Linked DNA regions of Mus musculus: region 2 is linked to region 1. A link is a loop called in an ENCODE intact Hi-C map of the cell type or tissue named here. Cell type or tissue: heart. All regions are shown on one strand. Links, peaks and the distances in the headings refer to the core of each region. The heading gives the core; the rest is flanking DNA.

The links. Peaks named below come from ENCODE experiments on the same cell type or tissue, not always from the same donor. Only the 100,000 strongest peaks of a DNase experiment are listed, where the experiment ranks them.
Region 2: a loop joins it to region 1, with 1.8 times the contacts of the local background. A loop is called at or near these places in 3 of 42 quality-filtered maps.

The regions. Positions count from the first base shown.
Region 1 is chr15:62,133,279-62,137,668 of GRCm38, forward strand. The region is part of intron 1 of Pvt1 (Pvt1 oncogene); the gene reads left to right. Among named protein-coding and RNA genes, the nearest start is that of Pvt1, 97 kb to the left of the region's middle. In heart, for the core only: no CTCF peak of the experiment used is centred there; DNase peaks (open chromatin) are centred at 1,773 and 3,833; H3K27ac peaks cover 1,062 bases.
Region 2 is chr15:62,050,275-62,054,664 of GRCm38, forward strand. The region is part of intron 1 of Pvt1 (Pvt1 oncogene); the gene reads left to right. Among named protein-coding and RNA genes, the nearest start is that of Pvt1, 14 kb to the left of the region's middle. In heart, for the core only: no CTCF peak of the experiment used is centred there; no DNase peak of the experiment used is centred there.

The DNA.
Region 1 (4,390 bases), core at 138-4,137:
CTGTGTTGGGGGTATGCTTGGGGACATGTGTGTATGTGCTCATCAAATTGTTTAAATCTATCTAGAACTTCCGTCATATCCAGCTGAAACCTGCCATTGCTGTAGTCCGATAACAGTCCTTATACCCTCTCCCTCACCTCATGCTTTGTTCTCCTCCTAGCCTTCTCCCATGATGGAGATTGAACCTAAGGACTGGAAAAGCAAGACAGCCCCTCTACCATATAGCCACAACCCCTTTCTTCACTTTTACATATAGCACTTTTATTGAGATTTAGTTCAAACACACCCCATTCATCCATACAATAGAATGCTTTTTATCTATTCATGAAACTTGAAGTTGTTAACACAGTCAATTCTAGAACATTTGTATCAATCACAGAAGAAACCTCACCAGTCTCCTCTACCCACCCCCAGCCCCCAGTTTCCCAGGTCCTAGGAAACCACAAGCTTGATTCCTGATACAGTGCGTGTATCTGTTCTGAAAATGTCATATAAATGGGGTCATGTGACAGTCTGCCGTGACTGCCTTATTTCATTCCTGCGACTCTTTAAAGATTTCCCTGTAGCATCTGTCTGGCAGTTCTTTACAACCCCCCCCCCCCCCCTTTTTTTATGGCTAAATGATGTTCCATACTTGAACATCACCTGCTTTTGTTGACCATGCCTTTGTAGTGGACATTTGGGGACAGCAACACTCTAGCTGAAAGATTAAAACATGGCTGACCCAGCATTATGTGACTAAGGCAAAGCTGACTTCACAAAGAGGATCCTTCATCGTGTTGGTCTAGGTCATGCTTAAGGACACATTCTTTTCAATGGGTAAATTCTGAGCTTTACTCGGCACTAACTGTATGCTGAGAGAAACCTAATCCATTCACAATGTTCTATGGTCCCCTGAAAGGTTACTATCATGCGCTGCCCTGCCTGAGACTCACTTGCATGGGAGACTAGGAGATGTCCATATCCTCTGCTGATGGATTTAGCTCAGGAGAGAGGTATGAGGAGGCACAGCATCTTCCCTTCCTCACCCACAGGCTACTTCTCTTCTCCCATGTGTGCTGGTGACCCTCTGGACCCCGGTCCCCCCCAGCACTCACAGAGAGGCAGGCTGAGTCTTCAGGGTAGGTCAAGAGTTTATGCTCCCGGTCACCTCAGTCACACAGCTGTCATTCAGAGTAAGCCGAAGTGAGGGCTTGCACTGTCCTGGGCAGCATACTATGCAGAGATACCAGAAGTCCCAGCAGTCATCTCGTCTGGAGATAAGCCTTGTTTGGGAAGTTGCATAGCATAGTCATAGTCATATCTGACTCAGGAGCAAGAATGCTGGCCCTCTTCTCTACCTATCCCATCCCATCCCATCCCATCCCATCCCATCCCATCCCATCCCATCCCATCCCATCCCATCCCATCCCATCCCTTCCCATCCCATCCCAGAACCTGTCTCCATGCTCTCCAGCTTCAAACACTCTGCAGACAGACCTCCCTTCTTGGTCTCCTGAAGACTCTGAAGATTCTTGACTGCCCGTTATTTTCACTCCTGGGCCAGAGAGAGCTTCCCCAGGTTGCTTTGTGGCGTGTTTGGTTTTGTTGGGTTTTGATTTCCGTCTTTTCAGGCTAATCAGACATCAGGAAAAGTCTGCACTGAGTCACAGTCGTGGCTATTCCCCTGTTTCCTCTGTCCCTCCCCGCCTTCCCTCTGAGCATCCTTTCCTGGGCCAGCAATGACCTCAACAGCAGGAGGCCTAGCTGTGGGCAAAAACGCCACCGTCCTGTTATTCAGTCCAGGAACTGCATGTGATAATTTCTGCCTTGGACTTCCCATTAACTGGCCCACTGAGGCCTCCTTCTCAGCACTGTTGGGAAGAGGCTACAAGTGAGACAGTCAGTGACGTCATGCAGTGATCACTGGCCTCTGCGTAGAGGCTAGGAAGATGTCCTGAAGGACTCCTGGATTCCCTCACTGGCTTTGTCAGCTGGCAACTCATCCTTTTCTGGCCTCACTGCTTCTGTTTGCCCTGGACCTTCTTCCTGGCTTATTCATCCTTTTTCTCTCTGACCTGACAAAAGGCTTCTCAAAGGCAATGTGAAAATGCCACCTCCTCTTTGAAGCCCTCCTGGGTATCTGTGAGTGATACTGAAGCTTTTCAGCAGAGCCCTGAAATGGAAGAGCCATGGGCTTGTCTTTACTATGCTGCTGGGCATGGGTGGAGGGGGTGGAAGATGCTGTGGAGCAGAAAAACATGTTCTAGGGTCAGGTGGGGACTGTCTTAATTAGGGTTTCCATTGCTGTGATGAGATACAATGACCAAGGCAACTCTTATAAGAACAGCAGTTAATTGTGGCTGGCTTATAGGTTCAGAGGTTCAGCCCATTATCGTCATGGCAGGAAGCACGGCAGTATCTAGGCAGGCATGGCACTAGAGGAGATGAGAGTTCTATATCTTGTTCTAGAGGCAAACAGAAGAAGACTGGCTTCCAGGCAGCTAGGAGAAAGGCCCTAAAGCCCACCCCCTAAAGTGCCTGCCTCACTTCCTCCAACAAGACTATACCTCCTAATAGTGCCACATCCTAGGCCAAGCATATTCAAACCACCACAGGGACTTTGCAATCAACCACCTTCCCTTGCTTGCTGAATGAATTCAAACAAGTGACAATTTCCCTAGATGTTGTGAACAAACCCTCGGGCTACTTCCCATATATACCCCAGGGCCTTTGCGTATGCTCAACCAGTAGCAGTTTTCTTACTGCACGACATAGGCCAATCTACCAGCAGAGTTTAAGCAGAGAGATGGGTGTTAGGTGATAGCTGGTGGGTAAGGGACATCCCCTTCTGTAGACTCTTGGGTCAGTTTAGTGAGGATCCTTTCTCCTCCCATAACTGAACTGACTGGTTCTTTGTCTTTTGCTCTAACCCTGGTGATATCTGCTTCCCTAGCCTGTCTTCAAGAGGAATCTCATTTGATCACTTAGCCCAGCATACCTGTCATGAGTGATAGTTCTTCCTGGGGATTGTCTGCATCCTGACCCCAGCCTTCCCCTTGATCAGAAGAAGGCATTGGATCTCATTACAGATGGCTGTGAGCCACCATGTAGTTGCTGGGAATTGAACTCAGGACCTCTGGGCTCTTAATCGCTGAGCCATCCCTCCAGCCCTGCACTGTCAACCTCACTGGATTAAAAACCATTGTAGAGTTAATAAAGCAGGGCTTGAAAGTGTCTCTGAGGGTGTTTCAGAGAGGAATAATTGGGAGGATAAAACCCACACTGAAGATAGGCAGTACCATCCTTTAGCCTGTGGGCCTAGACTCCATAGAAGCCAGCCAGCATATTCTCTCTGTGTGTCTCTCTGTCCTTTTCTTTCTTCATTGGCATGAGCTGTGTGCTTCATTACAATCTTGCCACAATGGACTGACCACAAGCAGAAAATAGCATTTTTCCCTAATGTTATCCCAGGTACTATTTCACGGCAAGAATTAATAACCCCTCTAAATCTCCAACCGTGATGATCTCAAGGAAGTCCTGATCTGCTTTCCACAAGCAACACTAAGGCACTCTCTGGGTCTAGATAGCTGAGCTCCAAACAAGGACAGAGGGTTGCCATGCCCCTGAACACGGGGTCCTCTGCTCAGTTTTGAGATTCAACCATGGAATCATCACCACCATCCCACCCCTACCCCTCCCTTCCAGTGCATGTGGATGAGAGGGAGATAACCAATCATTTCCTACCTCCAGTTCATCCCTGTCTACCTACTCCACCCGCCTCCTGCCTCGCGCCTCTGAGTCTGGCCACGTGGTCTGCATCCTTTGAAAGGGGACACACTGCTGCTCATCGCCTGCCTGGCTGTGGTGGCTGTGGAGCAGGGACTGAGAATAAGCTTGTGTCCGAGGCAGCCCTCCAAATACAGCATGGCTAGGCTGACCTTTAAATAGATGGGCTCCGAGCCACTCAGTTCCTGGAAGTTTGAAGAAAGTCAGCCTTTAAAGTGATGCGCCTTGCAACCTCAGGAAAGATCTGTGTGTTTGCAAAGGCAGTAATTTACGGCTGCTTTTGCAATTCATGCTATGTGGCTGTGCAGCCGCTGGGAGCCAACATGCCAGTGTTAGGAGGGGAAAATCCTCAAGTATTTTAATATACCCCTGCTTGAAGCAAGATAAACATATGTATTGTACTTTGCGACAGAGGCGTGGTGAGGCGAAGGCAGAGGCCTGGCAAGGCATGAAAGGTCCTTTGAAGCTAAACTGTGAGGGTTTTCTTTCCTCCTTTTTTATTTGTAAGCAAAGCTGGCATGGGCGGATGATGCTGGGCTCTACTTGGCTGGAGAGCAACTAGTGGCTCTCAAGACCAGCAGACTGCCCCATCCCTCCCTAAGCCATAAACCACCAACCTCCA
Region 2 (4,390 bases), core at 184-4,183, 83 kb before region 1:
CCTGTCTCAGCTTTTCTTAGTAGTCTTTTACATAGGGTTGGGGCCTTGTGGGCTTTATTCTACCAGTGTTGTTAGCATGTTGTTTTTGTCCTTGTTCATGTTCAGCTCATGTTTAGACAGTCATGTTGGAGAGCGGGTGTAGCTTCTGACGTTTCTAGAAGACATGTTCTTACAGAAAACTCACTGCTTCTTTGACTCTACAATCTTCCTATTATCCTTTCTTCCACAGTGAGCCCCTAAGCCTTAGGGAGCTATACTGTAGATGTACACTTTGGGATGAGGCTCTATAGCTTTGTATTTTGATTGGCTATGCTTTTTTTTTTTTTTTTTTAATTGTCTTTGTCTTTTGCAAAAAGAAGTTTTCTTTAAAGGAGGTGTTGAGGACTACACTTACCTGCGGGTGTAAGGACAAAGGTTTTGACCATAGTTGGGGATTATGCTGGTTTAGTAGAGTAGCAGTTACAGCTCCTCTTACAAGATTTCCTAACCCTGGGTAGTTGACTAGGTTTCCAGTACAAGACATGGGTTTCCCTTTGCTGAGCAGGTCTTCTCTTCAATTAAAGAGCTGTGGTTACAGTTATGACATGCATGCCACTATTGCACCTTTAGGCTTACGGAGCTATGCTGGTTGTCATTGTGGATTGGTGGTGTCATAGCTGGATAGGGCTGTTGGTTCTTCCCTCCTTTGAAAGGCTGTGTTCAGGGAAGAGGATTTCAGGTCAGGTCCAACCCCAATTCCATCTAGACCCTGAGTATGAAGTAGATGGTATCTTCCCCTGAAGCATAATCTTGCTCTATGGCTCTGGCTGTCCCAAAATTTACTCTGTAGGCCTTGAACGATCAGCAATTCCCCTGCCTCAGCCTTGCAAGTGCTGAAATTACTGGTGTGCATTGCCACATTCCAGATTGTCACCTTGACACAAACTATGTCTCCTGGGAAATGTAACTTTAATTGAGCAATTGTCTTCACCATTGACTTATAAAAATATCTCTGGGGTATTTTCCTAATTAATTAATTAACTAACTAACTAATTAATTAATGAGAGCCCAGAACACCATTGGCAGGATCATCCCTAGGTCCTTGTCTGTTTAAAATCCATAGCTGATCAAGACATAGGTAATAAATCAGTAATCAGTGGCCCTCCCTGGTCTCTGCTTCAGTTCCTGCCTCCCTGTACCTGTCTCTATGGGATTCTAGTTTTCCTCCTGAGTGGGTCCCAGCTTCCTCCAAGGTCCCTTGGCTTCCCTTGAAGATAGGCTGGAACCTGTCAGCCAAATAAACCCTCTCTTTCTAAGTAGGTTTCAGCCAGTATTTTACTGCAATAACAGAAAACAAACTAGAACAACGCATGTTTTTAGACAATTTGTTTTGTTTTGTTTTGTTTTTGTTTTTGTTTTTTTTGTTGTTGTTGTTGTTGTTTGGTTTTTTGAGACAGGGTGTCTCTGTATAGCCCTGGCTGTCTTGGAACTCACTCTGTAGACCAGGCTGGCCTCGAACTCAGAAATTCGCCTGTCTCTGCCTCCCAAGTGCTGGGATTAAAGGAGTGCACCACCACACTCAGCAACAATTGTATTTTTTAATTGACATAAAAATTGTCTTTATTTATGGAGCAACATATGGTATTAAGGTGTGTATAGACATGTTTGAATCTGAGTAAGTGTATCTCCTTTAGAGTCTGATCATTTCTGTGGGAAAACATACAAACCTTTTCTTTTAGCTTTTCTGAAATATACCTTACATTTTTATTACCAGTGTGTTCCAGCATACTAAACACATTTCTTCCATCTGATTGTGGCTCTGTGCCCAGAGGCTTAGCCTCATTGTCCCTTGTGCTCCCCAGCTTCTTTCTGATGACCACCATTCTACTCTCAAACTCAAGGACATTGGCTTAGGTGACTTAGTTGTGAGATCATTCGGTATCTTCCTTGCCTGCCTTATTTTACTTAACACCGTGCTACCTTTAATGCTGTTTAGTGGACAAACATAAACTGGATGTTTGTGTGTCCACTCAGATTCTTAGCACTTGGGAGGCGGAGATAGGAGCTTTAGCAATTCAAGGTCAGCTTCAGCCCCTTAAGAATTCAAGGCCAGGTCCAACTCCAATTCCATCTAGACCCTGAGTATGAAGTAGATGGTATCTTCCCTTGAAGCATGATCTTCCTCTATGGCTCTGGCTGTCCCAAAATTTACTCTGTAGGCCTTGAACGATCAGCAATTCCCCTGCCTCAGCCTTGCAAGTGCTGAAATTACTGGTGTGCATTGCCACATTCCAGATTGTCACCTTGACACAAACTATGTCTCCTTGGGTCCACAGCTGGGTCCCACTGAAGTCATGACTCGGGAATTGGGCAGTATTGTTAGGATCCTAGCAGTTAGACTTGAGCTTTTAAAGAGACCACTCTTGGCTATATAAACTCTGCTTGCATTGGGCTAGATAAAACTTCTATCTCATTTTTATATAAATATATATTTATAAGATTTTATATTTATAAGAATATAGACATCTATACCTACCATGTATACATTTTGAAAATATGTGTGTGTGTGTGTGTGTGTGTGTGTGTGTGTGTGGGTGGGTAAATGGAAGCAGATATAACTAGCTGACTTCTTCATACTCTTCATACTTTAAGAGTATGGTTTGGGGGGCCGGGGTGCAAGAAAAAAAAGAGAGAGTATGGTTCTCTTTTGTCTGTTAGGCAAAGAGAACAGCACATTTGAAGGCCCGAAAGCAGGAGAAACCTGGGGGTTATTCAGAATGCCAAGAGAATTGTGCAGTTAGGGTAAATATGTCTGTGGGGGCAGGGCCAGGTCTAGGTGGGGACAGTTCCCTGTATAGGGACCCTTCAACGTTCCTCTGTGTCTTCTGCTCCTTTCTCATTGCTAGGTTGAGAATGGATTGGCCAGTTAACAATAGAAGCCAGAAAGTTTGGAGAGAACTCTTCGCTAGTGGGAGAAGGGACGAATACAAATTCAGCATTCATTTTGGAAATAGAAAGGACTTCTGTCTGAATGGTAATGTTTGAGTCTAGATGGGCCCGGACTGTAGTCAGGGGTCTTTTGATATCACCTGAGGTGCTCTAATCTTGCCCGGAGGGAATGTGACTGATTTTGAACTAGGGCAGAAGTGAGATCAGAATGCTATGCCAGATGTGTCTGCATATTCTAGTTTATGTGACCGAGAGAGAGTATGGGTTGTTCTCCAGTTGAGTATTGGACTTTTTTTTTTACCAGTATCAAAAGGAAATAGGAAAAGGAAAAGGCCTGTGCATGGAAAGTCCCCTGGAGTTTATGGAATTGCAGTAGCAGAGAGCATAAGCCTTTGTCTCCATCAAGCTTGGGTCCACAGCTGGGTCCCACTGAAGTCATGACTCAGGAATTGGGCAGTATTGTTAGGATCCTAGCAGTCAGACTTGAGCTTTTAAAGAGACCACTCTTGTCTATATAAACTCTGCTTGCATTGAGTTCAGAGAAGCCCCTGAGGCTGAGGCCAGACTGCCCTAGCTGGCCAGACTGGTTTATAGCTGGAATACACAGCCTGAGGGGCCTCCAGTTTCCTTCAGCTGTTCTATATTCCCACCCCCCCCCCAGCCCGCCTTGCCCTGTCACTGTGGGTGACAGCTCTCCAGAAGTGTGCACTGGGAGGGGATCTGGAGAGTGGTTGGGGGCTGGCTGCAGGCCTTGGGTGCTGTTCTGTGGTCTCGGGCTCTGGTGATGCTTAGCTGGCTTAATTGGCCCTGGCTTCTGTCCTTCCGATAGGGGCCGAAGGCTGTATTTCTTCTCTATCATGACTCTGAACATTCCGTACGTGCTTTTTCTGTCAGAAAGACATTCCCTGCGTGCTTATTCCTTTTAAAAGGAAGAGCAGATTTAAAAAATAAAATTAAAGTCTGTGAGTGCAAAAGGGAGAGATGTATTTTAGTAATTGTGCCATATGGGTGTATGCTATCATGTAAGTTTTTTTTGTTCTTTTTTGTTTTGTTTTGTTTTTTGTTTGTTTGCTTGTTTTTTTGTTTTGTTTTGTTTTGTTTTGTTTTTTGTTTTTTGGTTTTTTGAGACAGGGTTTCTCTGTATAGCTCTGGCTATCCTGGAACTCACTTTGTAGACCAGGCTGGCCTCCAACTCAGAAATTCACCTGCCTCTGCCTCCCAGGTGCTGGGATTAAAGGCGTGCGCCACCACGCCTGGCTTGCTTGCTTGTTTTGAGACAGGGCTTCTTTGTAACCCTGGCTGTCCCCGTAACTCACTTTGTAGACCAGCTTGGCTTTGAACTCAGAGATCCACTTGCCTCTGCCTCCTGAGTGGGATTAAAGGTGTGAGTTACCACACTCGGCTAACAAGGAGGGGGTTTAAGAGTGCATCTGGAAGCAAGCGGACACTCTCAGCTTGTTAG